Regions from separate parts of the Mus musculus genome. Here region 1 is linked to region 2. A link is a loop called in an ENCODE intact Hi-C map of the cell type or tissue named here. Cell type or tissue: heart. All regions are shown on one strand. Each heading gives the region's core, and the rest is flanking DNA. Links, peaks and the distances in the headings are about the cores only.

Region 1 (15,391 bases), core at 4,335-12,334, 88 kb after region 2:
GGAGCGGCTGGCGGCGGTCAACCAGATGGTGGACGAGCTGATTGAGTGTGGTCACACAGCAGCGGCCACCATGGCTGAGTGGAAGGACGGGCTGAACGAGGCCTGGGCTGAGCTGCTGGAACTCATGGGCACTCGGGCCCAGCTGCTCGCTGCCTCTCGGGAGCTGCATAAGTTCTTCAGCGATGCCCGGGAGCTTCAAGGGCAGATTGAGGAGAAGCGGAGGAGGCTGCCCCGCCTGACGGCACCACCTGAACCCAGACCCAGTGCCAGCTCCATGCAGCGGACCCTGCGAGCCTTTGAGCACGACCTGCAGCTCCTCGTGTCCCAGGTGAGGTGGTGAGTGGGAGGGCCTGACTATGTGGCTGGGAGGGCAGACAACAGCTGTGTAGTCGGCAGGCAGGCAGTGGACAGGAGGAGAAAGCAGTCTGGGGACAGGAGGGAACTGGGAAGAGAGAAAGCAGACTGGTTTCGAGGTGCCAAGAAAGCCAGTTGAGATGGGGTGGGGATGTGAAAATTTATTATTTTAAAAGTTTAAAAAGGATTTATTTATTTTATGTATAAGTACACTGTAGCTGTCTTCAGACACACCAGAAGAGGACATCAGATCCCATTACAGATGGTTGTGAGCCACTATTGATCAGGACTACTGGAAGATGAGTCAGTGCTCTTAACCGTTGAGCCATCTCTCCAACCCTTAAAAAAATTTTTTTTTAAAAAAAAATACAGTCTCACTGTGAAGTTTTAGCTATTTTGAGATGTGTTATGAAGACCAGGCTGGCCTTGAACTTGCAGTGAGACTCCTGTCTCTATCAGAAATGACATGATCTAAGCTGGGCAAGGTAGCTTATGCCTGAAACCTTAGCACTTGGAAGGCTGAGACAGGAGGCTTGTCAAGAGTTCAAGGCTAGCCTGAGCTACAGAGTGTGACCTTGTATCAAAAATAGTCCTGGAACTCACTTTGTAGCCGGCTGCCTCTGCCTCCCGAGTGCTGGGACTAAAGGCATGCACCACCATGCCCAGCTGAAGATCCTGGATTTTAGGCTAGCCTTGAGTACACCTCAAAACAAAAAATTGAATACATATTTGGAAACTGAGTTACTAGTAGAAAGCTAGTAGATCTGATGTAAATGGAACAGGGGAAAAAAATGGAAATTATGCCAAATGGACATCAGGGTGGAAAGAGGGCTCCTGAGAATATCAGATGGCTCGAGAGAAGAGAAAGGTGGATCGGTAGGCAAAAGTAAGCGATAGCCACGGCAGAGATATCAGAACAAAAGCTGAAAGAAACCTGGTAGTAAAGATAAAAGTCAGTAGAGGACCAGGCGGCAAGGCCTGAGTGTGGTCACGAGTCTTTGAGAAGTCAGCGAGCTTTAGGACAGAAAGGAGGTGGGGCCTTGGCCACGGGGCTCAGGAAGAGTCCAAATAGAGGGATCTGGGTCGCAGAGGGGCAGGAGGAAGTACCTGGGCCGCAGGGGCGGGGCCAAAGGGAGGAGCCTGAGTTACAGGAGCTGGAGAAGGAGAAAAGAATGAGCCTGGACCTCTGAAGTGGGGAAAGAGGGAGGGTCCACAGGTGATGGAGGAGGAAAGGATGGAGGTTGAGTCAAGTAAGATGAATAGGAGGGTGGAGCCTGTGCCCGCGCTGGACCAGCGCAGGACCTGGCTTGTCTCTCAGGTACGGCAGCTGCAGGAAGGGGCGGCCCAGCTGCGGACGGTGTACGCTGGCGAGCACGCCGAGGCCATCGCCAGCCGCGAGCAGGAGGTGTTGCAGGGCTGGAAGGAGCTGCTAGCAGCCTGTGAAGATGCTCGTCTGCACGTCAGCTCCACGGCCGACGCCCTGCGCTTCCACAGCCAGGCCCGCGACCTGCTCTCCTGGATGGACGGCATCGCGGGCCAGATCGGGGCAGCTGACAAACCCAGGTGCTCCTTAACCTACTTCCAGATCCCCAACAAGGGGCCTTCGCGACAGGAACCGCGAAGGGGCTGACAGCCCCCCTGCCATGTGCTGTTCTGGATGCTTACTTAGTTTCTCGCACGATAGTTCTGGCAGAAGCCAGACCCGGTGGCACAGACCTGTCAACTCAGACACTCAGGAAGCTGAGGCAGGAGAAAGAGTTCAGGGCACGTGTGGGGTAACTTAGCAAGGCCCTGCCTACGGTAAACCAAAGATTTGAGGCTGTAGCTCAGCTGGCAGAGTGTTTGCTTGGAATGCAAGAGACCCTAGGTTGCATCCCCAGTGTGGAATAAAAGCCAGGTCCCGTGGCACATGCTTACAATCCCAGCACTGAGAAGGTAGAGGGCGAGGGATCAAGGTCACCCTTCATTTCATACTGAGTTTGAGGACAGTTCAGCTACATGAACCCCACATCAAAAAAGTTAAAAAAATCTTTTTTCAAGTTTTTAAAAACTAGATGCAGAGGTGTACAGCTGTTATCTCCACCCTTGGGGGGGGGGGTGAAAACAGGAATACGATGGGCTCAGAGTCATCTTTAGCTACATAGTGCATTCCAGGACTGCAAGTGCTACAGGAGAGCCTGTTGGAGGAGGAGAAGAGAGAAGGAAGACTCACTATTTTAGATGTGCTAAAGCAAAAACTTGGCACCTTCGGGTCACTGACTTAATGAAGACCCTGGCTCCTCAGAACTTGACCAGACAAGGTTGCTGTCCTGAAATTCTGTAGAACGGCAGTGTCGAGGATTTGTGTTCGGCAGGAGTTGCATCTGAGGGTCAGGCCGAGGGTATCTGCATGCAGCTTAGATCCCTGTCCCCTGCCCACTGCAGGGATGTGTCATCGGTGGAGGTGCTTATGAACTACCACCAGGGCCTGAAGACAGAGTTGGAGGCGCGCGTGCCTGAGCTGGCAACCTGCCAGGAGCTGGGGCGGTCTCTATTACTCAACAAAAGCGCCATGGCTGATGAGGTGGGGGAGACACAAGGCGGGGGTGGGGGGTGAGGGCAGGTCCATCTCTGCTCCTTCCTTTTGCATACCTGGTACCTAGCTCACCCACCCACGCATGGCATTCCCAGATCCAGGCCCAGCTGGACAAGCTGGGAAGCCGGAAGGAGGAGGTGTCGGAGAAGTGGGACCGTCACTGGGAGTGGCTGCAGCAGAGTGAGTAAGGGCCTAGACAAGGCACATCGGGGACACAGGAGGCATATTTCAGAATGTCTAGCCAAGGGCAGAGGGGTCACAGGTGACGTGAGCATGCTTTGCTCACCAACTTTGGGTCTCCAAAGCCAAACATGAGGGTGGATCACTGAAGGGGAGAGGGGTGTTGGTATCTTTAGAAACATCCCCAGAGACTGGGGGTGTGGCCTACAGAGACTGGGGGTGTGGCCTAGGTGATCGAGTGCTTGCTTGCATGCACGAAGCCCGGGGTCCCATATCTACAGCCTCGTAAAACTGAATGTGGTGGCCCATTCCTGTTGTCCCATGACACCCTGTTTCAAAGAAACAGCATAGCCCCTGTTCCTACAGTAGAGAGATTGCTCAGTGAGAAAAGTCGCTTGCTGCCAAGTTTGATGATCTGAGTTTGATTCCCGGGACCTCCTTAGTGAAAGGGGAGACCTGGATCCCACATAACTGTCCTCATACACACACAATAAGTTCAATGTATATTTAAATAGCCTAGTCTCCATTACTCCTAAGGCTGGACTGGGAGTAGCCCAGGGGCATGGGAGGCTAGAGAAACCATAGCCCTCACCCTGGGGAAAGACCTCAGGCTCTCCTAGTGCCTCATCTCACGTGCCTGCCCCCAGTGCTGGAGGTACACCAGTTTGCTCAGGAGGCCGTGGTGGCTGACGCCTGGCTGACAGCTCAGGAACCGCTCCTGCAGAGCCGGGAGCTGGGCAGCAGTGTGGATGAGGTGGAGCAGCTTATCCGGCGACACGAGGCCTTCCGAAAAGCAGCTGCGGCCTGGGAGGAGAGGTTCAGCTCTCTGCGGCGCTTGACCACGGTCAGACCCCAGATCCCCGCTTCCCACCCACCGTCCTACTATATAGAAATCTCTCACTGACAGCAGCTCTGAGTGCCCAGAGCTTTGGGCAGAATTAGACATAGATCCTTACTAGGCTCCAGGTGAAGGCAGAGGAACGGACCTGTAATTGATAGTTAACAACACAGAGGGAGCCAAGATTTTTGATAAAGGAAATGGTTGCGGCTGGGGAGATGAGATGGGGGGTGGGGGGTGGGGGGGCAGGGTAGGGTGGGGCAGGGGTTCTGGATTTCTAGAAACCCGTTTTGCAAAAACAAAGGTCTGGTCTTGAGGAATCCAATGGGAAGCTTGAAGAATAATGTGGGTGACAAGTCCCATTGAGGGGGATAGTTAGGAAGATGCCATGCCGGTGGGAATCAGAAAAGCACCCAGAGAAGTTAGTTGTCAGATGTGGTGGCACACACCAGAATTCCCATCCTTTGGGAGGTGGAGGCAGGAGGATCAGAAGTTAGTTCAAAGTCACTCCCAGTAATATCGAGTTTGGAGCCAGTCTGGGCTGTGTGAAACCCTGTCTCCCGTGTAGTTACCCATCACACACACTCCACAAAACAAAGACCAAACAAACAAAAGGGAGGACCAGGAATTGGGGGAAGGGAGAGGAGGAGAGGGGAGAGACAGAGACAGACAGAGGCAAAGTCAGAGAGTGAAATCCCCACACCTCTACAAGAACAATGGGTGTTTGTGGAAAGAATAGGTATTAAGGTCTTTGCTAAGAATAAGCAGTGGCTGAAAGTCCTGTCTCCGAGTGAACTAAGTTGAGCAGAGAAGGGGAACGCCCAGCACCTTCGCGAACCGTTCTCTCACCCCAACCTGACCTGACCTTTCTACTCCCAGATCGAGAAACTCAAGGCAGAACAGAGTAAGCAGCCACCCACCCCCTTACTGGGGCGCAAGTTCTTTGGGGACCCCACAGAGCTGGCGGCCAAGGCAGCGCCTTTGCTGCGTCCAGGGGGCTATGACAGGGGCCTGGAGCCTTTGGCCCGCAGGGCCTCGGACACGCTGTCAGCGGAGGTGCGGACCCGGGTTGGGTATGTGCGCCAGGAGCTCAAGCCCGAGCGTCTCCAGCCGCGCATTGACCGGCTGCCAGAGACCTCGGGGAAGGTAGAACCCGCGGCCCCGACAGCCGCAGCGTTGGACACGACGGACACCCCTGGGACTCCGGCGGCGACGGAGTTGGTCCGGCCCCGGTCGGAGCGCCAGGAGTTAGCGGATCGTGCGGAGGAGCTGCCACGGAGACGAAGATCAGAACGCCAGGAGTCCGTGGATCAACCAGAGGAGACAGCGCGGAGGCGGCGGCCTGAGCGCCAGGAGTCCGCGGACCACGAGGGGCCGCACAGCCTTACTCTAGGTCGCTACGAGCAGATGGAGAGACGGCGGGAGCGGAGGGAGCGGCGGATAGAACGACAGGAGTCTAGCGAACAGGAGACTCCCACCAGGGGAGAGCTGGTCAAAGGGTAAGGACCTCTGTGACCAGGATGTTCGAGAAGGGGAAAGCGGAGGCAGAGGCCAGAGGGCCAGGGTCAGCGAGGGAAACAGCCTTATCACCTGACAGCGGAAGACCTAAAACATTTAGGGCTGGGAGGGGAAGCCCAGGGGACTTGGGAGCTCAGGGGCGTGTATGAAGAAAAACAACAGGATGTTTAAAAGCCTGGAGCCACCAGCTTGCCCTTTGCTCTGCTTAAAACTCAGAGGGCAGCGGGGTCTGGTGATGCAGTTGTGGCCCCAGCACTTAGGAGTGAAGAAGGACTGAGTCCCAGGCCACCTGCAATACATACTGAGCACCAGGGCTACCTTTGAGATAGCTCAGTGGTTAAGAGCACTGACTGCTCTTCCAAAGGTCCTGAGTTCAAATCCCAGCAACCACATGGTGGCTCACAGCCATCCATAATGAGATCAGATGCCCTCTTCTGGGGTGCCTGAAGACAGCTACAGTGTACTTACTTACATATAATAAATAAATAAACAAATAAAGAGAGAGATTGATATACATATAATAAATAAATAAACAAATAAATAAATAAAGAGAGAGATTGATTCTGTCTCTAAAACGAACAAGGCATGCCAGTAAGGTTATCCTCGGGGAGGCCAGAGGTCAAACTGGGCTGCATGAGACCCTGACTCTCGTGTGTGTGTGTGTGTGTGTGTGTGTGTGTGTGTGTGTATACACATACATGTACATACATCTCACACACACACACACACACACACACACACACACACACACACACAGGTAATGATGGTGGTGGCTCACGCTTTTAATCCCAGAATTCCGAGTTTGAGGCCAACCTGGTCAACAGAGTGAGTTCCAGGATGGTCAGGGCTACACAGAGAAACCTTGTCTTGAAAAGCTAAATATATATATATATATATATATATGAAGAGATGGCTCGGTGGTTAAGAGCACTTCCTGCTCTCCAGAGGACCTATGTTTGGTTCCCAGCACCCACCCTGGGGGACTCACAACCTCTTAGAAGTCCAGCTTCAGGAGAATCCAAAGTCTTTCTCTGGCCTCTGAGGGCACTGGGCATACATGTAGTATACACATGCAGGCAAAACATTCATTCACATAGCTAACCCTAAAAAAATTAAAAAGAAAAATATTTTAAAAGATCAAACAATTAAAAAAAAAAACCTTAAAGAAGATAGGGATTTGGCCAGGCGTGGTGGTGCACTCCTTTAATCCCAGCACTCGGGAGGCAGAGGCAGGCGGATTTCTAAGTTCGAGGCCAGCCTGGTCTACAGAGTGAGTTCCAGGACAGCCAGGGCTACACAGAGAAACCCTGTCTCAAAAAAAAAAAAAAAAAAAAAAAAAAAAAAAGAAGAAGAAGAAGAAGAAGAAGAAGAAGAAGAAGAAGAAGAAGATAGGGATTTGGTTGTACATTGCGTAGCTGTGTCAGGAACCCCCATGTGTGTAAGACTGCTGAGTGTGCAAGGCACACAGGTGAGAGGCTGCTGAGTTGCAGGCAGGGGCCAGGTTTGGAGCCTTTTCTGTCCAGCCAAGGCAGAGCAGTAGCAAAAGGCCCAGAATCTCACTTCTTTTGTCTCTTCTTCTCCAGGAAGGCCACTCTGGCTGATATTGTGGAGCAACTTCAGGAGAAAGAGGCAGGCCCAGGGATCCCTGCTGGGGTGGTAAGTTGAACAACTGGGATGGGTGGGTGTAGAAGCCCTCTTAGTGGCCAGGATTTCAGAGGCAACCATTACCCAGGCCCATCCTTCTTCCTGGACCTTGCAGTCAACAGAGACCCCATACTCTCCCTTAGAAGATGAAGCCTCAGACCCGGAGGCTTATCTCTCTCTCTCCACGCACGCACACATAGTGGACTCTAACCCCCCCCCCCCATCTATTTTAGAGTCCACATTTCTCCGGGCTTGTGGGGTGCCCATTTTCTTATTAGTCACACACGAAGATTCTTCATACAGAAATTCTATGCACCTTCTACCTCCTCAGACCCTGCTCCTAACCTCCCAATATTCAGAATTCCAAAGCCTAAATTCGAATGACCCATTATCAAAACCTATAGGGTCCTCTCAGCCCTGAGGGTCTTCTCCAAGATAGGTGGCCCTAAAGACGCATAGGACCCCAGGCCCTCGGGCTCCCTGAGACAGGATGCTCCCCCTAGTCATCATGCACAGTACCCCTCTCCCCCCTCCCTTCATTCACACAGCCGTCGCTGCCTCAGCCTCGCGAGCTTCCCCCTGGTCGCCTGCCCAACGGGCTTGAGCCGCCCGAGCGGACACCTCGGCCCGATCGGCCGCGGGCACGGGACCGGCCCAAGCCGCGCCGGCGGCCACGGCCTCGAGAGGGTGGTGAGGGCGGGGGAAGCCGGCGCTCGCGCTCCGCCCCTGCCCAGGGAGGCTCCGCCCCCGCGCCGCCACCTCCGCCCACTCACACAGTGCAGCACGAGGGCTTCCTGCTGCGCAAGCGCGAGCTCGACGCTAACCGCAAGTCGTCCAACCGGTGAGCGCGTGGGCGGGGCTTTGGATGGCTTGGGCGCCTGCTCTGGGTATTTAATGAATGAGTAGCTGGGCTGGAGGAGGGGCGGGACTCAAGTTCAAAGCTTCCAATCCGTGAAGTGGAGAGGCGTGGCCAAAGCTTTGAGTGTCCAATACTGAGGTGTCTGGAACTGAGATAGGAGCATGACAAAAGTGTCCCTAACGTTAATAAATTGGGATTCAATCTCAGCAACCACCTCACGTGATAAAGCAGCAACCTGGAGGTAGAGTCTACTCTAGATAATTCCAATGGGGTGTGAATTGGAGCCTCAAGATGGCATTCAATCCGTGATCTGGAGGGATTCCCCCCACCTGGCAACCCTCAGCCACTACATTTTCAGTGGGGGAGGAGGAGTCTGAAAAGGAACAGAGCCCAAACTGAGGACCTAGTACATTGTTGCAGGTTATCTCAGTTGTTCAAACGAGAAGCTTTTTCTTAAATTATCTAAATTATATTTATTTGTGTTGGGGTGAAAGCTGTGTGTGAAGGTCACAGGACAACTGGTGTGAATTAGTTCTCTCCTACGCTATGTATGTAGGTCGACTAGGGATCAAACGCAGGTTGTCAGGCTTGGCTGCAAATGCTGAGCCTTCTACAGGCCTAACCACCACGTGTTTGCATGTGTGTGTTTACTTTTGGAGTCCATCTTGTCCAGTACATTTTTATCCAACTGAGATTTGGAATGTGGGGGCAGGTATAGCCAGGACATGAACAGGGCAGGTTCGGACTTGGCAGGTGGGGATCATAGTGGTTTTTTTTCCTTGCCACCAGACCAAGATGGCAATGAACAGGGATATCTATTGTATGTTATTTTCCTATCTGAGACTTCTTCCAAGATTGGGGCTTTGGCTGGGAAACCAGATCTTCTTATTCCAAACTGTAGAGTAGTAAAGCTTCCTTGAAGGAACTTGGTGAATGGTGGGAAAATGAGAACTAGTGAATGAATGGGGGGTGGGGGTGGGGGTGGGCGGTGCTTGAAGGTTGTGTGGGGTGGAAATGAGACCAATAACTGAGGCAAGGGCTTATAACGGAATCAGGACTGGAAATCTAGTCCATGGTTTTATGCTTTATTACTGCTGAGACAGACCTCCAACTCCTCACTAGTGGATTCTGGACAAGGGCTCTACCTCCTGCTAAGCTCTATTCCTAGTCTCAAAGCTTGCATCTTGCTTTTGGAAAGTCAATGTGGGATGAGATAAGGAGGAAGCATAAGGAAGGTCTAGCCTGGGCAAACTCCTGGTTCTGGGAGCCTTGACCACACTTGCCAGAATAGGAACTGCTTAATAGAAAAACAGCCTGGCATGTGGCTAAGTAGCTAGGACAAAGGGCCAGCGGAAGGAAGGTGCAAAGTAGCATGACCCAGCATACGCTTTGTGATGGTAATGATGTAGCCCTGCCTTCATCACCATCTCATCACCCCAGGTCATGGGTGAGCCTGTACTGTGTGCTCAGCAAGGGGGAGCTGGGCTTCTACAAGGACTCCAAAGGCCCAGCATCAGGGGGCACGCATGGTGGGGAACCACTGCTCAGCCTGCACAAAGCCACCAGCGAGGTGGCTAGTGACTACAAGAAAAAGAAGCATGTCTTCAAGCTCCAGTGAGTCCCTCCCTCCCTCGGGAAGAAGGGAGGGGTCCCATCGTCGCTTCCTTTCCTCCTTGTATACGCTTGGTTCCCATGAAAGACGATGGGTGATGGGGAGAGGGGTTGGGTTCCTCAAGATACCTGAAGTCCTGTGTCTCCTGCAGGACCCAGGATGGCAGTGAGTTCTTGCTCCAGGCTAAAGATGAGGTAAGATCTGATCCTCTCATCCCACAGGTTGACCTTAGCTTAGTGGCTTAGCTCCCAGGGTGGTTCCTGAATCAAAATAACGGGACTATAGAAGGAACCACACAGGTTGGACCTGTCAGGGTTGTAACAGGAAAGCAGTGAGAGCCCCGAGGAGCTTAAGGAGTCGGGGGTCATGGGGAGGGATTCAGGGCAGGTGCTTGCTAGCCATGATAACTAGGTCTGTCTTCTTTGCCATGGTAACTCAGAAGGCCAGAAAGATGATGGGTGTAAGCTTAAAAAAGAGTGATGAAGGTTCTAGAGAGATGGCTCAGTAGGTAAGAGTGCTTACTGCTCTTCCAGAGGACCCAAGTTTGGTTCCCAGCACCCATGATACCACAACTCCCTTTTAACTCCAGCTTCTGGGGCTCTAGCGCCCTCTTCTGCCTCCTAAGAGCATATATCCACACATGGCATATATTCAAACAAGCAAAATTAACACAAAACAGAACAAAATGAGTGATCAGGGCTGAGTGTCCCAGAGGACAGAATTGCAATGGTTTAAGAGAGCCAATTGCAGGAGGACAGCCGAAGTGAGGTAAATGGTTCCAAAAAGGTCCCCTGCAGCTGGACTTCTCAATATTAGGGGAAGATTTTATCCTGAGTGTGCTGGGGGTGGGTAGGGGGCAAGTCAGAGTTTTGAGCTAAAGGGATTGAATGTAATGTATAACAAATATTCCCTTACTGGAGCTGGAAAAATGGTTCAGTGTTGAAGACGGTTGTTGTTAAAGCCTGATATGAACCGGGCGTGGTGGCGCACACCTTTAATCCCAGCACTTGGGAGGCAGAGGCAGGCGGATTTCTGAGTTCGAGGCCAGCCTGGTCTACAGAGTGAGTTCCAGGACAGCCAGGGCTACACAGAGAAACCCTGTCTTGAAAAAAAAAAGTCTACTATAATTTGGATTCCAGCATCCATATTAAAAAGAAAGAAAGAAAGACAGACAGACAGGCATGGCTGCCCATGGACTTACATAATTCCTTAATTATGGAGGGGGGGTAAAGAAATACAGGAGGTTCTTGCTGGTTCACTGAGAGACCCTGTCTGGAGGGAATCAGGCTAGGGGATAGATACAAGACACTTGGATCCTCCTCTGGCCTCCACACGTGTGCACGGTACAAACCCCAGCATGTACAGTCTCATACACCACACAAAGAAAAGAGTTGTTGGGTTCATTGTTTTGTTTTTGCTTTTTGTTGTTATTTTTGAGGCAGGGCTTCTCTGTGTAGTCCTGGCTGTCTTGGAGCTTTCTGTAGACCAGACTAGTGTCAAACTCAGAAATCCACCTACCTCTGCCTCCCATGTGCTGGGATTAAAAGCATGCACCACCATACCCAGCTCCTTTGAAAAAATTTTTTAAAAAGATTTATTTTTATTGTATGTGTCTGTTTACCTTCATGCTTACATGTGTACTGCACAGCTGCCTGGTTGCTCCACCAAAGCCAGAGGATGTACCCCTGAACCAGACTCACAAGTACTTGTGAGCCTCCACATGGGTGCCTGGTCCCTCGGAAGGGCAGCCAGTGGCCAGTGCTCTTAATCATGTATCCAACTTTCCAGTTCCCAAATTATGTTTTTATTTTTATTTTTTTGAGACAGGATCTCTCTTTGAAGTCTTGGCTATCCTGGAAAACTCTATGTAGACCAGGCAGGCTGGCCTCAGACTCAGAGAGAGCCTCCTGCCTCTTTCTCCTAAGTGCTGGGATTAAAGGGGTGCTCCACCACCCTGCCCCAGTACATTTTATTTGTGTGTGTGTGTGTGTGTGTGTTGATGGATATGCGTATTGTCACCCATGTGCTGTGCCTTGGGTGCAGAGGACAGCCTTCCTGAGTCAGCACTCTCCTTCCTCCTGAGGGAGGAAGCACTCACTGTTCATTAGGCTCCAGCATACCTTTGTTTACCCGGTCCTCTTGCGGTTCCAAAATGACTTATCTCAAGGCTTTTGTAAAGAGGAAGTAAGTTGGACCAATGAGCAAGAGGCCTGGTGTCAGGTCTCTGCAAGCTCCCCCCCCCCCCCAGTACTTCATTTGCATTGTTTCTCTCTGCTTGTGGAGGTGGTCTCTGCTTTATAGATAATCCTATTGGTTCTGTTTAAGGGGGTGCATCCACAGAAGTGCTTAGAGAGGAGTCTGGGGCATGTAACTGTTCTTTTATCCTTACTGTCAGCATTATCCTGCTAACAGGAAAGTGAAGCTAGGGAGGGCGGTGTGGTTGAGTTCCTCTTCCAAATATGGACTTGTCCTGCGTCTTCCGTCAGGAGGAGATGAACGGCTGGCTGGAGGCTGTGGCTAACTCCGTGGCAGAACACGCCGAGATCGCCCGATGGGGTCAGACACTACCTACCACATCATCCACAGATGAGGGCAACCCCAAGCGTGAGGGCGGGGAGCGTAGGGCCAGCGGGCGCCGGAAGTGATTCCAGGTACCCTTTCCCCCACCTTGGAGTCTGACAAGTCTCCTTGCCCCTCCTCTCTGCACTGTGGACACAAAGACAACTTCTCATCCGCAAGGGCCGGAATGACTGCGGATGTGCCACTGTGGGCCTGAAATAGAAGGGACTTCTGCACTCCAAGAGGTGGTGGTAGGGGATTGCTGTCCCTATAGCCATATCTCGGTCCCTTCCCGCTCGCCAACCCCACCCCAGGTGCTGGGGCTCCATTCTTTTTATGCAATAACTGAGCTTGGTGGGGCCGGGCAGGGAGCCAGTTGAGCCAAGCTCCCTGCCCAATCGTCAGATCCTGCCCCAAGAAGCTGGAGTGGCGAGGGATCTAGGAGGTGGTGATTTGTTGGCCTCCTCTCCGCCCTAAGGATGGACAACGGGGGCGCTGGTGAGGTCCCCTGGACCATCCAGGGTGCTAGGGGGTGGGGAGGGGACACACTCCCTCCCTGCCTTTACCTCACTTCCAATGCTGCCTTGATCTGTCTGGGAAGAGGGAGGACAGGGGCCCTTAGCCCCTGTACTCCGCCATCTCAGAGCCATGCGGTTAATTCCTGACTTAGTTTATTTTTGCAAAAACGTAGACCCCCCCTCCTTCCCCCCGCCCCGCATCCGCGAAGGCTTTTAATAGGAGGGGAGTCAAAGTTCAAAACTGTCTTCCTCTCTCCTCCCCGATTCTAGCTGTAAATGCCACTTCCCGAGGGGGAGGGGGTGGGAAAGCCCTCCCCCTGCATGCTTCTGGCTGGAGCACCTCCCTGGGACGGAGGGAATCAGGGTTACAGGCAACCCCCGTGGCTGCTTGGAGACGCTGCCAAGGCAGGGGGTGCGGGGCGGTGTGGCAGGCGCACACTGTATGTACCTATAATAAACCCTTTGGCTTTGACAGTCTTCGCTGGTTTGTTCGTGTATCCGAGACAGGATTGGAGGGTGGGCCGGTGTGGGGACGAGGTCGAGAAGGCAGTCTCCTAGACTCTACAAATACCTAAGCCTTGGTATAGGCTCATTTCAAGATCTGCGCACGTACTCCTCAACGAATCGCCTACATTCGTTATGTATTATACCAAAATAAGGGAACCTAGAAAAGGGGGGGGGGAGTTACTAAATCACTCCAAAGGATCCCCAAGTGCGCCCCGTCGAAACCAGGAAAGACCGGCCCTCTTTAAAGAGTCAGAGACCGTAATTGCGTTGAGCGAGCTCTCTGTCCAATCGCCGGTGGATCCTGGAGTCTCTAGGCCAATGAGCAAGAGGAAGAGGCGGGGTCTATGCACACCCGGAAGTGGGTGCGAGCCGGCCGGCTTGCGGGGGGGTGGGGCTATGGCCGTCGCGACGACTGCAGTGGAGGGGGTCCCGAGTCGGGGAGCACCCGGGGAAGTGATTCATCTGAACGTAGGGGGCAAGCGGTGAGTGTGGGAGATCCTCGAGGCCCCATCCTACGGGACCGAGGCGGGATGCCCGCCTCTTCTGGGGGTGGGGGTGGTAGTCCCTGTCCATCAAGAATTGCTCCGCCTCAAGCTGGAGGCTTGGCGCTTGAATAAAAAAGAAAGAAAGAAAGAAAGAAATGCCAAAGGAGAATGCATGAATCTCAGTGGAGGAGGCAGCGTCCTCACCTCTTCTTCTCTTTCCTCTCCTTACCCCATCGCCCAGGTTCAGTACCTCTCGCCAGACGCTTACCTGGATCCCAGACTCCTTCTTTTCCAGGTGATTAGGAGAGTCTGGGGCGAGGGTAGGAGGGAATGAAAGAAGAGGGTGTGGGGAGACCCATTTCTACAATACTCACCTCTGCAACTCGGCCCATGTCTCCTCCTCGGTTTCCCCTTCCTGTAGTCTTTTGAGCGGACGCATCTCAACCCTGAAAGATGAGACCGGAGCTGTGAGTAGGGCTAGATCAAAAAACGGGACTCCGGGTGGGATGGGGGACAGGAGCTCCTACTTATTCCAGGTCTTTTCCATGACCCCCACCTCCATCCCCACCCCACCATGCAGATCTTCATCGACCGGGACCCCACCGTCTTTGCCCCCATCCTTAATTTCCTGCGGACCAAAGAGTTAGATCCCAGGTTGGTATGGGTAAATGGGTGAATTCTGCCACTGTATAAAATCTCTCCTCGAAAAGTAAATGTGTTCCATTCTATTAGAATTATTGATCATGTTATATTCCTTCCATTAAAATATGCCCACACATTTGCACCATTCTTCATCCTTGTTATCTAGATTTTAAAGAAAGTATGTATTTGTTTGTTGGCTTGAGATAAGGCCTTGCTCTGTAGCCCTGGCTGTCTAGAACTCCATCCAGATCAGGCCAGTCTTTATCTCCCATGTCTTGGATTGGCAGGTGTACCCCACCCTCAACCTCCCTAGAATTTTACGCCGGTTGAAACTAGCCAGGCTTCGGTAGTCTCTGGGCAGTTTCAATACCTTTCTCCTTGCAATGTGCTGTTCATGCCTATGCCCTAGATTTTTACACCCAAATCTCCCCTATTACCCAGGGGTGTCCATGGTTCCAGCCTCCTCCATGAAGCCCAATTCTACGGACTCACTCCACTGGGTAAGTGAGAGTCCCGTGCCGTGCCCCACCCCCACCCCAACCCCGCCCCCAGTCAGCACCCTCAGTTATTTCCTGAGCAGAATGCCTCTCCTCTTTGACTCTCCCAGTCAAAAAGACTGTTGGGTTAGAGCTAAGAGCACCGGATTTGGGTCTGGCTCTGAAGGGGTCGGGGTTGCGGGGGAGGGGATAGTTACGTGGAAAGACAGATGAGGAAGGGGACAAGGGTCTGCTTTAGTTTCCCTCAAGATGAAGTTTTGAGTCCTTCCCTTGCAGTTCGTCGCCTGCAGGTGAGGGAAGAGTTGGATCGATCTTCCTGCGGAAATGTCCTCTTCAATGGTTATCTACCTCCTCCAGGTGAGCACTCCCAATTGATGCTAGGGAGAGGGAGATTGGCTTAAAGACTACATTTCCCATAAAGCTTCAACCCTTAGGTGTTTGGAGCCCTGAGGTGCACTGGGAGTTGTAGTTCTTTATCAGATGCTTGGAAAGGAAATAGGAAGCAGCATTTTTCCTTGAAGCTGTGCAACAGCCAGTTCTCTTTAGAGTTCAGAAGCATGCACGGGAGCTTGATGGGAGTTGTAGTCTGAGTTTTCTTAAGTT
Region 2 (15,391 bases), core at 4,010-12,009:
CCTGGGATCCAATTGGCAGAGGAAGAGAACCAACCGCCTCAAGCTTCTCTTCCGACCTCTAGGCTCACACTGTGGCCACAATATACACAATACAATACACAATATACACAATACAATACACAATATACACAATACAAATGTCAAAAGTTTTTGTTTTTAAATTAACCCAAATGGTCAGAGACATAAATAAGTATAAGAGAAGACTATCAATTATTGGAAGAAAATATAAGAAGACATCTAGATGGCCACATGTTAGAAGATGGGATCTTAGTGACGACACCAGAAGCATAAAGAAAAAGCAAAACCAAACGATGGGGCTTCATCAAAATTGAAAACCTCGCATGTCCACATGGGTGTGTGAACACATGGGTGTGTGAACACGCTGGTGCCTTTACTCTCAGCAGTTGGAATTCAGTGAGTCTGTGGCCAGTCTGGCCTAAATAGTGAAACCTTGTCAGAAAACCCCAAACGAGCAAACTTTTGGTGCGTCGAAGACACCAATATGGCGGAGAAGATGTTTGCTACAGCAGTGTGGATTCTACATCCAGGCTCTGTGTGAAAAGTCAGGAGACAGAAGAGGGAAAGGGGTGGGTCTGACCAGTAAACACTGTGATCCTGGAAAAGAAGAGCCATGGTGGTGCACACTGGTAATCTCAGTGCTCCGAGGCAGAGTCAGGAGGATCCCAGGGGCTTAGTGGCCAGCCAGCCTAGCCTGCTCAGTGAGTCACCTGTCCCAGTGAGACCCTGCCTCAAGAATGGAAAAGACATGTTGGATGACTCCTGAAGAATTATAGGCCTCTACACAAATGTGCTCCCTCCCCCACCTGCACTTGACCCAGCTCCTCCCACAAAAGTAAAAAGAAACATTGTAACACACACACACACACACACACTCACACACACACACACACACACACACACACACCTGTATTCCCAGCACTCGGGCTGCAAAGGGAGGAGAATCAGGAGTTCAGGGACAACTTTTGCTACATAGTAAACTGAGGTCAGCTACAGGAGACCTATCTCAAAAAAAAAAAAATAAATAAAAATAAAAAAGAAAGAAAGAAAGGAAGGGAGGAAGGAAGACAAAGGCAAAGGGGCTGGCAAGATAGCTAAGTGGGTAGAAGTATTGATGACCCAACAGAGATACCCGGGACCAACCTGAAAGTTGTCCTCTGACCTCCATAAGTACAGATACACAATAAACAAATAAAATCTAGTTTAAAAAAAAAAGAAAAAGAAAAAGAAAAGAGGGTGTGGTGGTGTAGTCCCACCACATGGGAGGCAAGGGGATTATCTTAAATTAGAGGCCACCCTGGTCCACAGTGTGTGAGGACAGTCAGTACCATAGAACTACATAGCATGACCTGTCCTAATGTCTATAATCCCAACAACTATGGGGAAGATGCAGGAAGTCAGGAGCTCAAGGCCAGCCTGAGTCACATGAGACCTGGATTCAAAGAACCAAAGTCAATATACTACCCTCTTCTGGTGTGTCTGAAGACAGCGACAGTGTACTCATTTAAATAAAGTTAAATAAATTAAAAAAAAAAAAAGATACCACTTCACACCTATCAAGATGATGTAATGAAAAAGCCTGCAGTCAGGGTTGGCATGCCAGTGGGGAGGAACCCCTCCCGTGCCGTGCTGAGGGTAACCTGAAATGATGTGACTACATCTGGCAGTTTTTCTCTTTCTTTGGTTTTAGTTTTTTAAAGATTCATTTATTTATTTAATTTATATGAGTACACTGTCACTCTCTTCAGACACACCAGAAGAGGGCATCGGATCCCCATATACAGATGGCTGTGAGCCACCGTGTGGTTGCTGGGAATTGAACCTCTGGAAGAACAGTCAGTGCTCTTAACTGCTGAGACATCTCTCTAACCCTCTTCTCCTTTTTAAATGATTTATTTTTATTTTATCTGCACTGGTGTTTTGAACAGACAGTTGTGAGTCGCCATGTGGATGCTGGGAATTGAACCCTGGACCTCTGGAAGAGCAGTCAGTGCTTTTAACCACTGAACCATGGCTCCAGTTCCCCTCTGGCAGTTTTTCAAAAGTTTACACATAGCCTGATCACGTGACCCAGCAGTTCTACCGTTAGATAACAGACTGAAGGGAAGCGAAAACATGTTTTCACCCCCAAATTCTTACATATATAATGGTACTATCAGTTTTCATAATATGTGCCAGCTGCTTAATGGATAAATCCACACAGACACACAATGCGGTGCCATTTGACAACAAAAACAAACGAGATATTGACTCAAGTTCCAACAATTTGAGGGAGAAAAAAAATATGCATATATAGCTATGTGAAAGAAACCAAGTCACGCCGGGTGTGGTGACTGGCGATGGTCTGTAATCTCAGTGGTCAGGAAGCTGACGCAGAAGGATCAGGAGTTCAAAGCCAATCTGGGCTAGGGAGTGAGACCTTGTCTTAAAAACAAACAAACTGGGGTCTGGAGAGATGGTTAAGAGCACTTGCTGATCTTGTAGAGGATCCAGATCCTCACAGCTGTCTGTAACTCCAACCCCAGGAGATGTGATGCCCTTTTCTGATCTCTGTGGGCACCAGGTATGTATACAGGTGGGCAAAATCTCCATAAATGTTAAGATATAAATTTTTAAATTTTTAAAAATTATTTATTTTTTCTTTGGTAGTAGGTGGGGACGGGACTGACAGAGTCTCTTTATCTAGCACTGGCTGTTCTGGAACTCTTTATGTAGACCAGGCTGGTCTTGAACTCACAGAGATCTGCCTGTCTCTGCCTCTGTGCCACCATGATTATCCTTATTTATTTTTCTTTTTTTAAGTTTTAGAAGCTCAGGAGAAAGCAAACAAACTATCCACAGAGAGCTGGCTCAGTGGCTAAGAGCACTGGCTGCTCTTACATAAGTGGACCAGAGTTCAGTACCCAAGTCGGGTGTTCCTGTAGCTAACTCCAGCAGCAGGGGTCTGAGTCCTCTGACACCCGTCAATCACCTGCATAACCAATACATAGACTCATGAGTATAGCTAAAAAATACTACAGAAAAATATTAGAAAGACATAAACTAAAAAAAAAAATTAAGAAAAGTCCATGAAACTAAAAATATAAAAATAAAAACCGTATAGAATCTCAGCCAGGAAATGCTTGCACATGCAGGGCACTGGATTGAGTCCCACATAGAAAAACCAAAACCAAACCAACCAAACAACAAAGACAAAAACAAATGCATAAAAACCAAACTCTACTAAAACCAATGAATCCAAAGCCCCAGTCCTGAAACAAGCAATGAAGGTTTGCTATTGTGATTATGCCTTTTATATTTATATTTAATTTTTATATAACCCAACCTGGCCTTGAACTCACTGTAGAAGTGAGGTTGATGTGTCTGGGTCACCAGCTCCCATATCCAGAGAGCTGGGGTTACAGATTTTAATCTCCGTGTCCAGTTTTAACTCATTATTTAAAAAAAGTTTTATTTATTGATTTTATGTATATGAGCATGCTATCACTGACATACCAGACAGTTGTGAGTCACCATGTGGTTTGCTGGGAATTGAACTCAGGGCCTCTGGAAGAGCAGCGAGTGCTCTTAAATGCTGAGCCATTTCTCTAGCCCTTAACTCATTTAAAAAGGTTTTCTGGGCAGTGGTAGCACACGCCTTTAATTCCAGCACTCAGGAGGCAGAGGCAGGTGGATTTCTGAGTTTGAGACCAGCCTGGTCTACAGAGTGAGTTCCAGGACACCCATGGCTACACAGAGAAACCCTGTCTTGAAAAAAACAAAATAAAAAAAAAAAATAAAACAAGATTTTATTTACTTAAACTTTTGTTTCTTGTTAATTATGTGTTTGTGTCTATACATTTGAGGGCAGGTGTGTGTCTGTGCATTTAAGGGCAGTTGTCCATGGAGGCCAAAGGTGCTGGAGTTACAAAGTTGTCTGAGGTAGGTGTTAAGAATTGAACTTAGGTCTTCTGCGAGAGCAACAAGGGCTCTTAACCACTGAGCCATCTCTTTAGACCCCAGTTAATTTATTATTATTATTTCTGTTGTTATTTTAAGGCAGAATCTCACATTGTGGCTTAGTCTGGAACTGGAACTCATTGCCCTTTCCCTCCCAGGTCCGTCCTGGTCCTTCCATACCTTGCAGTAAAACTCACATTGCTCAGGACAGCCTTTCTGGGCACTTCTGGCTCTGGCTTCCCCTCTCAGAGACACCATCCCCTTCACCTAACTGTACTGCGGCTGACTCCTCAGTTTACCTCACTGTTTCCTGCTTCTTGGCCTTTGCTCATGGTGTGTGCTGGCTGCATCCGGCCCCTTCACCCTCTTTCCCTGGATCTCTAGATCACCTTTCTTTGCTCCGTCATGACTCTCTGCTGACCTAGGAATAACCGATAGCCCTGGGAGTCCAGGGGCTCACATTTGCTTCCGGTTTCCCTCACACCTCACAAACGCAAGCTCAAGCTCCCGGCCCCCATGTACCTGAGTTTCAGGATGGCCCCGTGGCTACTGAATAAGGAGCCTCATGAAGCTCATTTGTTGCCTGGCTAGACAGCCGCTTCTCATGTTCAGCCTTAATCCCAGCGCTCAGGAGGCAGAGGCAAGTGGACGTCTATGAGTTCAAAGCCAGTTCAAAGGTTAGTTCCAGGCCTGGCAGGACTACACAGGGAGACATTGTCTCAAACGAGACAAAACAAACAAACAAAAAAAAAAACCAAGCAAAGCACACAGTTCACGTTGAGATGAAAAGGGCCCCACGAGGGGCTGAAGAGACAGAGGCTCTGTGGTTGAGAGCCCTTGTGGCTCTATCAGAAGATCTGGTTTCCATTCCCAGGACCCACAGGGTGGCTGACAACTCTCTACAGCTCCATTTTTCAGGGGACCTGACCTCCTCTTCTGGCTTCCATGGCCACCAGGCACAAGAGTGATTCACAGACAGTACATACATAAAAAAGGATAGAAAATAAAATAAAATAAAATAAAATAAAATGAAGCAAGATGCACACGCAGCTAGTAGCTACCAAACAGCACACATTTAGATCTTATCCTTCCTGAAAGACAACTTCTGTGAGATAATTAAAATACGGGCTTTTATCCTTTTCATTTATCTTCATTACTTATTAACTAGTTTACATTTATTTTACCGTGTGCGCAGGAGTCAGTTGTCTCTTTCTACCCATGTGGGTCCTGGGGATTGAACTCAGGCCATGAGGCTTGGCAGCAAGCGCCTTTACCCACTAAACCACCTTGCTGGCCCTAAAATATGTGGTGACTTTTTTCTTTAACAATATCATTTGTTACTAACATTTTGTTCATGTTTCTTGTATTTATTTATTTGTCAGAGTGTCACACTGTAGCCCACACGATCACCGAATTCACAATGTAGCTCAGGCTGGCCTTAAACCCTGTGCTGTTCCTGCTGTCTACCTCCTAACTGCAGGTGTCAAACATCTGGTCAGGCTTTCTGTTAAGCTTTTATTTTTAAGTAATCTCAGCTATAGAGAAGTTGCAAGATTCTCTAGACCTGCTTCCTCTTTTTACTTATATACATAGTATATGATATGCAGAACTTATATATTTGCATAGAAAATTCACACATGTACAAATCTGTCTGTCTTTCTGTTTCTCTTCCTATTTGAGAATAAGTTGCAAAATTCATTCACTTTTAAGGTTTTTCTTTTCCTTCCTTCCTTTTTTATTTTTGGAGGCAAAGTATTACACAAAACAGGCTGGCCTTGAACTATGTTTTCCAGAACTGGCTGTGAACCTTAAAAAGAGAGTGTGAACCTTCCACTCTCTGAGTCTTGGGAGTATAGGATTTTCTCATCATTTCTCCAGCTCTTTCAAGAATTAATAAAATAAAATAAAATAAAATAAAATCTTAACACTCAATACAAAATTTCACTGCCTGACCAGTACACATAAATTCATATGTCAATCCAACATCTGGCATTCTGTAACCTTATCCTGGCAGGAATGCAGATGATAATCAGACTGCTTGAAACAGTGGACCCCCCACTCCAAAAGTGCAACTTTCCCAAATGCCTCATGATGGCAGGAGAAGGAGGCCGGGGCCCTGTGCCAACCAGAAGAGGAAGAGATTTCATGGCTCTGACAACTTGTCAGAGCACCTTGGAGGACACAGGGTTCAACAAGATGATGGCTGTGATGACCACACCATTAACGAGAGGGATTGCGCATGCGTGGGTACCTCTTGCCTTCTATTTAAACTTGTAGCTTTCATCAAGACCTTGAAGGCTGGGTCTGGGTAGCAGAGGAGCTTCCCGACATGCTTACATTAAATTCATCTCCTTTTTCTACTTTCACTATTAGTTTTTCTCACTAATTGACCTGCTGAGGACACGTGGTCAGACCTGGCTGCCAGGGCCTAGGCTCAGATTCTAGCGACTCCCGCAGCAGCAACTTGATACATTTTGATCGTTTGTGACCAATTTAAAGCAGTCCAGCACTCACACTGAGCCCTAGTTTGAAAAGTCCTAGATTGTAACAATTTTACAAAGTGGCCATTCTTATCATACCAAGAAAGGGAAACTGAGGCAGGTTCTGGTAACTAGCCTTGGGCACACAGTGGGTAGAGAAAACCAGAGCTACATTTAAGACTGGGCTATAATCTTTATATCTGAGTTCAGTTGGCTGAGGAGTATAAGCACCCACTGGGCATGAGCCTTGGTTCTAAGCACTTTCTGCATTGTAAGTCATTTCATCAGAGTCTCAAGGCAACCCCTGTTTTTGTTGTTGTTTTGTTTTTGAGACAGGGTTTCTCTGTGTAGCCCTGGCTGTCCTAGAACTTACTCTGTAGACCAGGCTGTCCTCGATCTCACATAGATTCACCTGCCTCTGCCTCCCAAGTGCTGGGATTAAACACTTGCACCACCACCACCACCCAGCTAGCAACCTCTGTTTATCTGTTACTCTTATTTGTGTGTGTGCATGTATGGAAGTCAGAGGTCAAGTTCTTCTGAGTTGGTTCTCTCTTTCTGGGGATTTAACTCAGGTTGTCAGGTACCTTTACCCACTGACCTATCTGTCTAGCCCGCAACCATTGCTTCAATATTGGTCTTCTTTTCTCTTTTCTTTATTTATTTTACAGATATTTAGGTCTTTGACTGTAGATGACACAGTATTTGGTCACATCACTGTGGTATGTGGTAGACCTGGCTGTTTAAATACACAGGATGAACCCAGAGTCTGTTTGTTAGACCCTTGGTCCTACAAAATGACATTGAGGGACTAAAACCCAAGCCCTTCCTAGCTACTTGTTTTCCTTGACTGTGCAGTTTCTTGGGCACGCTAGGCCGCTAGGCCGTGGGGCCTACTGAGCCACGCCCCCCTCAAGCCTCTTCTCACAGGTGGATCCCAGGCAGGCGTTTCATCTCTGAGAGCTATATCCCCTAATCCCTTCCTGCCTTTTTTTTTTTTTTTTTCCTTTTTCTTTTCTTTTTTTTTTCCTCTTCCTGTTTCTGACAGGTTTTTCTGAGCCACAGGGAGAAAAAGGCCAGGCCTCCCGGAAATCCTTCGTGTAGTTCCGACTGTGACCAGCAGGGAGAGCCATCAGTAAACAGTGGTATTGGGGATTAAGGTATTTAACAGGATACTCCACAAATTCATGGTGACACAGCATTTGTCAACTTCTCTCTTCCTTTCCCTGTTCCTCCCTAGAAATGATTTATCAGCAGCTTGCTTTTGTTTTGTTGTTTTGACATAGGGTCTAAGGTTGCCCACGATGGCCTTGAACTTGCTGCGCAGCCAAGGATAGGTTTGATCTCCTGAGTCTCCTACCTCTGCCTCTCCAGGGGTGGGGGAAATTACAGGTCTACACCACCACAGCCAGCCTGTAGTTTGTTTTCTCTGGGAGGCCCAGGGCGCTCTCCTTTGCCACGAATTAAGGCCCTCATTAAGTCCCTGGGGGAAAGGATAGCCCATGGGGGGCGGGGGGATGGAACTTCTAGAAAAAGCCTCACCCAAAGCAGGAGCTGTGCTGGGAACCAGCAGGGACTGGGCTCTTTGTGGCCTCCACCCTTTTGGGGCACTCTGATAGTCAATATCTTAAGAATCGCCAAGGCTAGCAAGGGTGTGGCTCTTTATCTGGAACTTTCACGTCTGGTCCAGAGTTAACTTCTAGACTGAGGAGCCAGGGGATGATGGGGGATCCTGCGCCCTCCCCTCGGGAGGCCCCAAAGCTCAATGTCCTTCCCAGGACTTCAGTTCTTGGACTGCCCCTCTCTTATAGGGTGATCACCTCCATTCTCTTTGAAGTAAGTTGCTGCCTAACCTTTTCGATTTTCTGTTCCAGTGACCAAACTATGAGCCTGCAGACAGTTTTTTAGTGCTTAAGACCACGGACCGGAGTTCAAATCCCGACACAGCCATGTACCAGCAAGTCCTCTCCGCCTCAGTTTTCTTATGTGTCAAGTGGGGTAACACACTAGTTCCCATTCCAAATGAGGGTCACCAGAATTTTAACACGTGTAAGGAGATGGCCCGGCTGGCTGGATGCCAAGCTAGTCCTGGCTCAGAAAACCCTTTCTGGGTGTGCTAACTAGGACCACCACCACAGTTACGACATTTCATAAGAACCCCTGGTTTGCATAGAACTGTCAGAGGAGTCCTCCAGGTTCCCACAGTTAATTCCTTTACGCCTTGAACCCACATAACGCTGAATGTCAGAGTCCTCCATTTGTGCCCCCGTGACCACTTGCTGGCCCACAGGCTGGGGCACACACCGCCCCGTGTGGTCTCCGCCCGGCCCCCAGGACGACTTTTCCCAAAACTCCGCCCGGTGTTCATGACTTCCCCCACCCGCCCCGGCTCCTGCCTGCTTGCACCGCCTGCGCCAGTGTGGTGAGCCCGGTCCTGCCGGTGGCACCGAAGATCGCGATCTTCTTGACAGTCATGCTGCGGGGTCCAGGGCCGGAAAAGCTGAGAACTCCGAGGACGCGCGGGAACACAGTGGCTGCGAGGAGGCGCGCTGCGGGTCCTCCTCGACCCAGAAGGAGGGGGCGGGACCAGACAAGGTTCCAGCCTCCGCCTCACCCTCCTAATTTGGGTTCAAAGGGCGGGACCGAGGCGACCACGCCTCCCGCTGGAAAGAGCATGAGTAGGCGGAGGAGTCAAATTGCATTTCCAGAGCCCCTTCTCCGATAGGCGCTTAGACGTAGAAGCCACGCCCCTTCTAGGGAAGGGAGTGGGCGGTGCTAGAGCAGTTTGTCACTTAGCGCTCTGCCTACTAGAGACAGCCACCCTTAGTGGGCGGGGCTGAGCGGGGCGGGGCCGGCCGGGGCGTTACGCCCACCGTGCTCTCTTTGCTCACGCCCCCTTACAGACAGGCTCTGAGATGGTACTTCCCTCTACCAAAGCGTCCTCCCAACAAGCAAGAGGGGTGTGTGGGGTGATTTTGTGCCTGTGTGACCCTCAGTGACCACAAGGGACAGCATGGTTGTGGGCGACACCCGGTTTCATTCCTTGTGTTGCAATGTGAGTTGTGTATAGAGATCATTAATGTTATTTGGCGTCCATGGGGGTGATACTGTGAGGGGTACTCAGCCTGTGTGATATGGTAAGCTGTAATGGAGTGTGATACTTTCGGATTGGGAAGGTTTGGGACACCACATGGGTGCGTGATATGATCCCATTTATGTGTGACTGTGTGTGACATCAACTGAGATTCCTTTTGTGTCTTGTTGAGGCTCTGATGTATGGGTGTGTAGCAACACAGGGTGTGTCATCTTTTGTGCCTAGGCAACTGGTGTGACATTTTAAGCGTGTAAGACTATGCGATTGTGAACTTTGTGTTGTGTGAGCGTAGATACTCTGTGACACCTTGGAGGTGTGTGACATGCCTGACTGTATGTGCTATTGGTGGTGGTGGCTGTATGTGAGTGTGTCACAGTGCGTGGTCCTGCAGAGCACTATTCCATCCTGTGATACTGTTCAAGTGATTTCATGTGACCCTTATTGTGGTGGTGGCAGTATTTGAGTAACAATGTATGTACGATCCTGCAGGGCACTATTTACTGTATTGGTAACTACTGGTGATATCTGAGTGTCACTGTCAGTGGTGGCTATATCAGAGTGTGTCACAGTGAATGACCCTGCAGGACACATTCCAGAGAGGAAAACATTGCAAGTGACTGCGTGTGACAGACAGTTAGAAGGTTTGACCCTGACTGACCCCTTACGAAGGAGTGACACCATGAGAGTGTGCATGTGGAGAGAGTGTGTATGACGTTGCCAGGGGCCCGGTGTGTGAGTGGCAGTGTGGGAGTGTGTGACGCTGCCTCGAGCGCTCGCGAGCGCGGCTGTGCATCACACGCGTGGCCCGGTGTGTGACAGCGCGGGCGGCGGGGCGGCGTGCGGGAGGGGTCCCGGGGGCGTGCGGAGCGGCTGCGGCGCGTGGGGGGAGGCGCGGCGGCGGCGGCGCATGCGGATCTGGCCGAGCGGCGGGCCGGTGGGGCCGAACAGAGCCGGGCCCGGCCCGGCGACGAACGCCCGCAGGGAGGGCGGTGCTGCGCGGCGAGCATCCGGGACCGCATCGGCGGCCGGCGCCCAGGTGAGCGGCGGTGCGGACGGCGGCCCCTCCCCAGCATCTCCCCACCTGGCCCAGCATCCTCCCCCACAAGCTGGCGACCTGAGCCCTCGGATCTGTTTAGCCGGATAGAGGCTTGCGATCCAATGAACCCCTCACCCTCACCTAGCTCAGCCACTGAACCAGGCGTGGGTCACCCCAAGGCCTTGTCCTTCCCAGGCCCCCCTCCTCCGCACGGTGACTGGACCACAGGGGCAGAGAGGCGCGGCTTTGGAAGGGTTAAAGCCTCGGATCCCACTCTCAGCTCAGCTCCCCACCGGCTCTTGCTGGATCCCGCAGGACCCCTTTCCCTTTGCACCCCGGAAAGGCCAGAGCTGCAAGCTGGGCCCACAGAGAGCTCGCCAAGTGCTAAGCGCCTCCTCTGGCCCAAGTATCCTCCATTGGGGAAACAGTTGTGACCACCCATTAATAGGAAAGGAAATCAAAGCACAGAGAAACCGAGTTCCACACCGCCAGAATAAAGCATTGAACCCATCTCTTTTTTGACTCTTGACCAGACCCCCGGACTTGCTAAGATATGAGACCAAAGAGGGAAAACTCAGAGCTGGCTGGCTGTGTGTGTCAGTGGTGGAGCACATGGCTGTGTGAGGCTCTGGATGGAATTCAGACACTATGAGAAGAAAAGAATAAGGAGAGCTATGGATTGAGGCTTGGCGTGTACCAGATCCCATGGTTGCTGAGTGAGCAACTCATTTCATCTCCAGACCTCTGTAGGATTTTCACAGATGAAGACCAGATAGGGCAAGTGACTTGGCTGGGGTCACACAGGTAGCCATGTGGTCACTTACAGCTTTCTATGAAAGAAGAGAAGAGCAGTGGTTTTAGGGTGCCCACTTAAAGGAATAATCTACTGTTGGCCACAATCTACCACCTACTTAGCGTCTTAAACTCTCCTGAGTTTGAGGCCTTCTGAGTCTTTTTTTGTATGTCTTGTTTTGTTTTGTTTTTCGAGACAAGGTTTCTCTGTGTAGCTCTGGCTGTCCTGGAACTCACTCTGTAGACCAGGCTGGCCTCGAACTCAGAAATCCACCTGCCTCTGCCTCCCAAGTGCTGGGATTAAAGGCGTGCGCCACCATGCCCGGCCATCTGGGTCTTTTGAAAAGAAGTGTATTATTCTATTTTTACAGTCTTAGAAGTAGGACTGGGGTGTGTATGTGGGGGTTGTGTTGGAGACATACTTGATGTCACCTACCCTCTAAAATAGGTATTTATGATGTTCAGGGTTCAGGAGGAAGACAGTAGTACATCAGGCAGCTATTGGTACGGGAATGCTGCTGTGTAACAAAGCACCCTTCCCAACTCACTGTCATAAAACACTAAGCATTTACTTAGCTGTAAAGTCAAGAGTTTAATAACTTAGGCTAGACCTGATTGTTCAGTTTTTCAGGCCTCAACTGGCATACTCAAGTTTTAGAGTTGTCATAGTGATGGGGGGGGCGGTATCATTAGCTGCTGTAGCTGGCTTTGGCTGGAGAGTTTGTGGTCCTGGACCTAGTCTAGTCTAGCATCACACTTAGCCCAAGCGATCTCTTTAATTAAGGCTCAGGACTGGCCAGCTATTTCCTCCCACTCAACTCCTGCTGGTCCAAGCAAGTCACATGTTAGAAGCCAGGGTCAAAGAGAAAGACACATCCCTAGGCACCCATAGACCTTTCGTCCCTCGGACGTTGGAGAACAAAAGGGTTACACAGCAAAGGGTGGTGACTGCAGGGGTGAATATAGAGAATTAGCTCTATAACTCATGCAAGTGGGTGGACTCCTCCATGCCTCAGTGTTCACATCTATAAAATGGGCCAATGATAACTGATCACTAAGGAGTTAAACACTTGAATGCGTATAAAATCCAGAGCAAGGCAAGGGCTCAGGTATGTTCACTCTTGTCATTACTGCTGCGTTGTGGAGCTCTGTGAAGCTCTCTGTGTTAGTGTTCACCAAAGAATACCGTGACTGGTGGGCTGTAGCTGGCTCTAACACGGATCACTGCAGCTGCTCTCTGAAGTGGCCAGGCTGAAGGTTGTTATTTTAGCGGCTTAATTTTTTTAAAAAAAGATTTATTCATCATTTAGTAAGAGTAATTAATGGCCTATGATTTATTTATTTATGTTATGTGTGTTTGCTTGCTTGAGTTTATGTGACCCTTGTGTGTGCAGGGGCTCACTGCAATTACAGTTTTTAACTACCACACAGGTGGTGGGGACTGAACTTGAGTCCTCTGCAAAAGCAATAAGTGTTCTTCACTAAACCATCTCTCTCTCTCTCAACACACACACACACACACACACACACACACACACACACACACACACACATACATTTTTCTTTTTTTGAAAGAAAACTAGGGAGGCAGAGGCAGGCAGATTTCTGTGAGTTCAAGGCCAGCCTGCTCTACATAGTGAGTTCCAGGACAGCCAGGGCTACACAGAGAAACCCTGGCAGGGGGTGAGAAAGAAAAAGAGAAGCAGGGTCTCCTATAGTCTAGGTGGGTCTTGATCTTGTTGTGTAGCTGAGGTTTGTACTCACCCTCATCCTCCTGCCTCTACCTCCCAAGTGCTGAGCTGGGATTAAAGACACCACCCACCAGGCCCAGCTTGTGTGTGCGTGAGCGTGCGTGTGTGTGCGCGTGCGTGTGTATGCAAATGCACATGCACAAGTCAGACATCTACAGTTGGGTGTCTTCCTCTGTCACTTTCCAGCTTATTTATTTTTAAAGATAGGGTCTCTCATAGAACCCGCCTCACTGTCTGACCAGTGAGTTCCTAGGACCCACGTGTCTCCGTCCTGGGCATTACTAGCTAGCTTTACAGATGTACACCACTGTGCCCCACTTTTTACATGGGCGCCAGGGATCTGAACTCAGGGCCCCGTGTTTGTGCTGTAAGCATTTTAGTGACAGTCCCAGATGATGACAATGACGACGATGATGATGATGATGATAACTGAGACCAGCTCTCACTATATGGTCCTAGTTAGTATGAAACTTGCTATGTATGTCATGCTGGCCTCCAACTCACAAAGATTTGCCTACCTCTTCTTTCTAAGTGTCTGGGGTTAAAGGTGTGTGCCACCATGCCTATTATTGTTGTTGTTATTATCATTATACATAGTGTGTGTATAGGTGCACACGTGCATAGCTGCCTTCAAAGGCTAGAGATCAACCTTGGATGTTATCTTTCAGGTGATGCTCACATTGTTTGTGCTCTTTTCTTGGCTGGAAGCTCACAGATTAGGCTGCCTGGCTGGTGAGCCCAGGGGTCTGCCTGTTTCCACTTCCCTAGTGCTGGAATTACAAGCATGCACCACTCTACTGCTTGCTTTTATGTGGGCTCTGGGGATTGCATTCAGGTCCTTATGCTTCCGAGAAAAGCACATTACCCGCTGAGCTGTGTCCTTAGTCCTATTATTTGATTTTTTTTTTTTTTTTGGAGACAAAATTTAGCTAAAAGTAGCCTAGGTTAGCCTGAAATTCGTGATCTTCGTGCCTCAGCCTCTCAACTATGGGAGCACAGGCTTTGCCCCATCACAATTGGCTTTTTTTTTTTTTTTTTAAAGATTTATTTATTTATTTATTATATGTAAGTACACTGTAGCTGTCTTCAGACACTCCAGAAGAGGGAGTCAGATCTTGTTAGAGATGGTTGTGAGCCACCATGTGGTTGCTGGGAATTGAACTCTGGACCTTCGGAAGAGCAGTCAGGTGCTCTTACCCACTGAGCCATCTCACCAGCCCACAATTGGCTTTTTTAGTCAGATTGAGACAGGGAACAGAATATATGGGCACTCACTGTCAGAAGTGGGTCCTCTGAACTCAGCCCGTTTCCCTGCACTAATTTTCCTCTCTCTTCCAGGCCCTGCCTCCCCCAATGGCACAAGTACCAGGGGAGGTGGACAACATGGAGGGCCCAGCAGTCTCCAACAACAACAACCCTTCAGCTCGCTGGGAGAGCCCAGATCGGGGCTGGGATCGGGAACCTCCCGCAGCCGCCAATGCTGCGGCTTCACTCTTTGAGTGCTCTCGGATCAAGGCTTTAGCAGGTATCTGGAAAAGAGGCCTGGGAGGGTGGACGGACATGGGGCGGCGAGAGCGCACCTCTCCATGGCTGGGAGTCAGGAGGAGTTGCTCCCAGCACTGGAGTTCCTTGACTAGCTCTACCAGTGAACTTCCCACTGAGATGAGACTGTTTCTGTATCTGTGGTGTCTAATGGGGGCCGCCGCTCATCTATGTGGCCAGTGAACACTCCCAAGTGTGGCCAGTGCACCATGCTTTAAATTCTACTTAGTTCTAACTGATTTGAATTAAAATACTGAGATGGGACTTGGGACTGCTGGGCGAGGCACACCTTTCTTTTTTTCTTTTCTTTTTGTTTTTTTCGAAACACGGTTTCTCTGTGTAGTCCTGGCTGTCCTGGAACTCACTCTGTAAACCAGGCTGGCCTCAAACTCAGAAATCCGCCTGCCTCTGCCTCCCAAGTGCTGGGATTAAAGGCCTGTGCCACCACTGCCTGGCCTTGATTTTTTATTTTTATTTTTTTTAAAGATTTATTTATTTATTATATGTAAGTACACTGTAGCTGTCTTCAGATACTCCAGAAGAGGGCATCAGATTTCGTTACGGATGGTTGTGAGCCACCATGTGGTTGCTGGGATTTGAACTTGGGACCTCCGGAAGAGCAGTCGGCGCTCTTAACCACTGAGCCATCTCGCCAGCCCCCGATTTTTAATTTTTTAAAGACAGAAATCTTTCTATGTAGCTCTGACTCTTCGGGAGCTTGCTGTCCCAGACCAAGATT

What was found. A loop is a pair of places that touch in the nucleus more often than their neighbours do. Peaks named below come from ENCODE experiments on the same cell type or tissue, not always from the same donor. Only the 100,000 strongest peaks of a DNase experiment are listed, where the experiment ranks them.
Region 1: it touches region 2 in a loop (2.2-fold over the local background); 6 of 42 quality-filtered maps call a loop at or near these places.

Annotation. Positions count from the first base shown.
Region 1 is chr7:27,354,126-27,369,516 of GRCm38, reverse strand. It overlaps Sptbn4 (spectrin beta, non-erythrocytic 4), which reads left to right. Exons shown (of 36, transcript NM_032610.2): 26 at 1-328; 27 at 1,673-1,917; 28 at 2,779-2,917; 29 at 3,025-3,109; 30 at 3,757-3,953; 31 at 4,827-5,446; 32 at 7,049-7,121; 33 at 7,658-7,950; 34 at 9,409-9,582; 35 at 9,732-9,774; 36 at 12,067-13,134. The coding sequence ends at 12,225. Shkbp1 (Sh3kbp1 binding protein 1) reads left to right here and starts at 13,509. Exons shown (of 18, transcript NM_138676.2): 1 at 13,509-13,646; 2 at 13,891-13,944; 3 at 14,071-14,116; 4 at 14,230-14,303; 5 at 14,733-14,791; 6 at 15,065-15,145. The coding sequence starts at 13,561. In heart, for the core only: no CTCF peak of the experiment used is centred there; a DNase peak (open chromatin) is centred at 7,966; H3K4me3 peaks cover 2,744 bases; H3K27ac peaks cover 2,225 bases; H3K27me3 peaks cover 2,827 bases.
Region 2 is chr7:27,441,639-27,457,029 of GRCm38, reverse strand. Sptbn4 (spectrin beta, non-erythrocytic 4) reads left to right here and starts at 10,441. Exons shown (of 36, transcript NM_032610.2): 1 at 10,441-10,567; 2 at 14,449-14,635. The coding sequence starts at 14,464. Blvrb (biliverdin reductase B (flavin reductase (NADPH))) reads right to left here and starts at 9,052. Exons shown (of 5, transcript NM_144923.3): 1 at 8,834-9,052. The coding sequence starts at 8,912. In heart, for the core only: CTCF peaks have their summits at 7,561 (motif pointing right) and 9,413; DNase peaks (open chromatin) are centred at 7,549, 9,149, 9,879, 10,289 and 2 weaker places; H3K4me3 peaks cover 4,322 bases; H3K27ac peaks cover 2,435 bases; H3K27me3 peaks cover 1,842 bases.